Linked DNA regions of Homo sapiens: region 1 is linked to region 2. Evidence: chromatin loops called from intact Hi-C (ENCODE). Cell type or tissue: CD4-positive, alpha-beta T cell. All regions are shown on one strand.

Region 1 (2,500 bases), 52 kb before region 2:
GATGACCCTAAAGGGAAAGGTAAGATTTTGGTAGACGTAAATAAAAAGAAAGGCATTACCTGAGAAAGGTCCAGCTTGAGTAAAAGCCTGGAGATGGGAAGACAGAGTGTTTCAAGATGAGTGGGAATTTGAGGTAAACTGCAGAAATGTGTACCTAGAGGGAAGGTGATGGAAAGTGGACTGGGAGAGCCTTGAATTATGATGGGTGTAAAGCCAGGCTTAGGACTTATTATCAGCAGTGGGAACCATTGCAGGTTTTAGGGCAGGGAGACAAAATAGTGCCTTCCTGATGGAACTTGAAGAGTGTCCTCAAAGAAGCACAGAATATAGATTGTGGGGAAAGGGGTGTGGGAGGAGGACAGAGTAGAGATGGATCCGTTAGGAGGTTACTGCAATGGTCTGAAAAAGAGTAGAATATAAGCACTTGATGGGAATACAAAGATGGTGATATCGGAGAGATGTGGTAAAGAGAGAACTTGCAATTGGTTGGATCTTGGGGGTAAGGCCATTGGGTAAGCCAGAGATGACGCTAAGATTTGGAGAGTGAACACTGGAGGGTGGCGGGCTCTTGGGAGAGGAGGTTATAAAGGGAGGACAGAACTGGAGCAGAAAATGACCCATTCCGTTTGGGATATTTAGACATTCAGAAGAGGCACCCGAGACCTGATGCCCGACAGGGGTTGGAGCTCAGAGTTGGTGCTGACAAGAGAGGCTGGAAGTGAGGACCATCTGCATGGAGGTGTCAGGTGAGGCCCAGGGTAGGTGAGATAATGAAGGAGGCAGCACAGAGGGAGGGGTGCTAAGCTCAGATCCCTGGGTAGGCACACACATTAAAAAGAGAAAACAACGGGAGTTTCCTGCCACGGAAACCCAGAGAGGGGAGATTTCCTGTGGAATGCTGAACCGGCTGAGGATGAGGGACTGGGGCAAGGCTGCAGGATTTGTGGCTGAGGAGGAGGTCCTTGGAGTCCTTCCTGGGGCTCCATCAGGAACGAGGTGGGGCGGAAGCCGGATTAGAAGCCCCGAAGAGCGAGTGGGTGGTGAGGAAGTGTAGGCAGCAAGTGTATTTCCTGGAGAGTTTTTAAAAATAGGACGGATGCACAATGCCCCTCATTTGTGCATAGTTTGAGGGCCTTCTGCCAGGGAAATCCAGGAGACTACGGAGGCTGTGAGGGGCCAAAAGCCACCATCTCTCGTGGGTGTTTGTAAGTTTCCCTCCAAGCCAGCAACCCTGGTATGTTGGTTTCCTCATGGTAGCAGGTGAGGAAGTGGTTGTATTTGTTGTCAGCATGTACTTGTTAATGTCACAAACCAGACCTCTCCTTCAACAAGGCCCAGAGCAGGTTGCCCCAAGGAATGAGCACTGACTTGGAGTTTTCTAAAATGTTCTGCATCTGGTTTTAGGGACCACCCTAAAGGGGTGACTGTGAAGGAATCACTGCTTTTCCAGGATCTTGGTAGGAGTTGCACGAAGAATAAACAAAGAGGCATGTCAGCTTCCAACGTCTCTTTTCTGTTTCTCAGGAGAAAAAAGACTCTAACCTTTTGAAGACAGACTTGAGGTTAATTGCTCTTTCCTCAGGAAAGCCTGCCAAAGAGAAAACAAATCCCATAAGTGATGTGACAATGCCCTAGGAAGGCAGTTGATTATCCTGGTTTAGGGAGAACAGGGACTCAACTGCCTCCCATGGAAACTCTCTCCTCTCCCTAGCTTCTCACAGGTGACCCTGACGACCCACCACCCCAGCTGTTCTCCATCACCTGACAGCTGAGCCTCCAAGATGCTGGCGAGTTCTGCCTGTGCATGGCTTTGACCAGCTCCAGCCAGAAAGAGGAACTTTCAGAGTCCAGGTTTGGGGCCTGTGGATGAGTTACCTGTTACCAAGAAAGGTTACCGAGTCTCCATCACTCTTTTGGGAATGAGGCCACTTCCTACTGACAGATCCTGTAGCTATTTATGGAGAGTTTTGGCCTTTCAGCATCCAATCCCTCTTTCAATCAGGAGGCGTTCTCCACTGTGTATTATCTGAGAGGGTCCCAATGTACCACCTCCTGCTGTGGAAGCCAAAGCTGGGGTGGGGGAAGCAGGAGGTGAGAATGTGACTCAGGATCAGTCAACCACATGGGACCCTGAATCTTGCAGGAGAGGCAGAAAGAGTCAGATGTGGTTTATAAATTATTGGCAGTTATTGAAAGTCTAGAGGTGCAGCATCAAGTGTCCAGCATGGTGACATCTCACTCCAGTATTCTAATTACTTTCTCCCGTAGTGAACTGGGCTCTGGTTCCAGCTCCCTGGCCTCCTTTGCTTTCTGTGTATTTCCTGGGCCTGGCCTGGCCTTCCAGCCTTTATGCCTTGCAGTGAATTTTCCTTTCATCCAAGTTAGTCAGACTGGGTTTCTGTTGCTTGCTGCCAAGAACCTTGACAATGTAGAACAGCGAAGGGATGTGCTATAAGGCATGAGCAATAGGTTCAACTGGACCCAAGACACACACACTGTA
Region 2 (2,500 bases):
GGAGCCTTCCTCTACTGCAGTTCTGCAGCAGCTAGGAAGCTCAAAACTACACCTTTAGGGTGTAATTTGGGTTCTGGACATGATTTAGGTTTTATCAACCAGAAATATTTGCCCGGGATTTGGAAGGTGGAAGCGAGGCTGCACCCCTGGGGGTTCTGCTGGTCCCCTTGCTCACAGAGGCGCTGGGTTTTTCTGCCGTGGTTTCATGATCACAGTTTCTTTGAATCATGGCTGTTTCCTAATTGCCATGGCTTTCTGAGCACGCTGGCATCTGATTATGGCAATGGAGGCATGGTTCTGGAGCTGGCAGCTCAGGCATAAGCTTCTTTGTTTGACATGCAGCTTCTGGATTATAAAAGAGGCAGTAGATCCCATGCACTCAGTTTCTGCAATGTGGTTCCCAAAGCCATTTTCAAAAGCTCCACCTGCTTCTTCAGCTTTTCCAGCAATTCTGTAAGCCATTTAATACCTTGTAACAAATCACCATCTACTTAAGCTGGATAGAGTGAATTCTGTTCTCTGCGACTGAATCCTGATCAACACCAGTGCCAAGACTAAAGGCAGAGAGACCTGTTACAAAGCTGTTACAAATGTCCAGCCAGATGATAAACAGGGTTGTGGGGATAGGGAGGAAGGGAGGCATTAGAAAAATGTGGAGGAGGTAAAATTAGTAGCACTCAGTGATTAATTAGGTGTCAAGAATGAGAAGTTAGAAAAGTGATTGCTAGGATGACTCAGTTTTCTGTGCAGACAACTCAGATCAGATTTTGGGGGAGAAGCAACTTGGGGGGTAGGATGCAAAAATGAAGAGTTCAGGTACCTAGGGGGTGTCCAAGGAATTTTTCTCCTGTTTCATAATTAAATTAGCCATAACTGCACATGTAATTGTGTAATTATTACTATTGATTTCTTCCCTGGATCTATGAATTCTACAAAAGTAGGAACTACATATGCTTATTCATTCCTGGCACAGTCTCTGGCAAATAATAGGTTAGGTGTTCAACAGACATTTGTTGAATGTGGAATAAATGAGTTGGATAATAAAAATTGTAATGATCGTAGTCAGCATTATCAAGATGAGCAGTCTCAGGCACTGCTGCTATGAATAGCTATTAGACACTTGGCAAAATTGTGCTTTTTTGATAATGATGATGGCGATGTTGATGATGATGAGGATAATATGTTAGACCAGGAACATCTTTATGGTTGGAAAACCAAGCCAGAGGTATGGAATTTTATCAGCATTCTTCTAAAACCCAGAAAAAATAGGCCAGAATCTCCTATTTCCATCAAACTGTACTTCCGTTACATATTCATTAAGTGACAGCCGTGTGGTAGGCCTATTAGGAAGTTCTCCCAGGTGTTTTGCACGGGAAAAGGCTGCTGTTGATCTGTCGTATACTCAGTGAAATTGCCAGCTTTTGTAAATCAAAGCCAAAGCTGACTCCAGCGACTCAGAGAAAAGCACGCCCTCAGCCAGACTGATTCCTGCAGCTGCTCACAGGGCGAGGCAGCAACTGGATCATTATCTGCAACACGATCATGAAGCCGGGCTGTGCTTGGGGCAGGGTTCCCCTTCTGGTTTTGTGCAGTCACTACTGTACTGTGTATCTGCTGTGCATATGCTGTCTCCTACACGTGTGCACAGGAGGCAATCATCTGACCTGCCAGACCCAACGCCCCTTGTAAAACTACTTATTATGCCTCCTTACCTGCCTGAAGTGAAATTCAGAGATAATATAACCTAGATGCATACGTAAGTGCAAACAAATCCGTATCTCTTAACTGTAATAGTTAAGAGAGATATGATCGAAACTTACAATAAGTTGTGTGCCTCAACATGTGAATGACCACACTACTAGACATGAGGAAGTGCTCCGATGCTTGGACCCATATAAAATCCCCATGAATGTGACAGCTGCAAATGTAGACTCCTAAGGGTATGTTATAATATTAAACAATCCTTTGATAAAGTTCCAGTGCAATGAAGAAAATTCTTCCCTTGATTTACACAGTGGTGACATTCTTTGGAAATTCAGTGTATGTTAAAGTAAACAAACCAAAATAAAACCCCAAAACAAACAGACCAAAATGTTTGTTAAGGTTCTAGATGATTAAAAACAGGTTTTTCACCTAGGTATTGTCCAGAGGGATAAACAAAGTTGTGTGGGACTCAGGCAATTCTTGATCATGGGGACTGCCCTGGGCAGTGGCCTACTAAATGCCAGTAGTCACTTAATCATTGTGATGACCAGAAAACTGCTCTCCCAAATTTTCAAATGCCTCTTTGGGCACAGTACCAACCCCACTGAGAACCCCATTATTCCAGCAAGAGCTCCCCTATCAGATCACTCCATTGAGCAACCTGCCCACTTAAAAAAATATAGAGCCAGAGGACTGGAGTTAAGATTCCGGAGGACAACAGGAAGCTACTATGGTTTTGAAACTGTAATCCACCCACAAGGGTCAGCATAATGGAAATTTGCTCAGCACGCATTTT

What was found. Peaks named below come from ENCODE experiments on the same cell type or tissue, not always from the same donor. Only the 100,000 strongest peaks of a DNase experiment are listed, where the experiment ranks them.
Region 1: a loop joins it to region 2, with 3.0 times the contacts of the local background. A loop is called at or near these places in 5 of 110 quality-filtered maps.

What each region holds. Positions count from the first base shown.
Region 1 is chr4:152,114,613-152,117,112 of GRCh38, reverse strand. No RefSeq gene overlaps it. Among named protein-coding and RNA genes, the nearest start is that of LINC02273, 15 kb to the right of the region's middle. In CD4-positive, alpha-beta T cell, no CTCF peak of the experiment used is centred here; a DNase peak (open chromatin) is centred at 1,202; H3K4me3 peaks cover 845 bases; H3K27ac peaks cover 2,082 bases.
Region 2 is chr4:152,063,076-152,065,575 of GRCh38, reverse strand. No RefSeq gene overlaps it. Among named protein-coding and RNA genes, the nearest start is that of LINC02273, 36 kb to the left of the region's middle. In CD4-positive, alpha-beta T cell, no CTCF peak of the experiment used is centred here; a DNase peak (open chromatin) is centred at 1,545.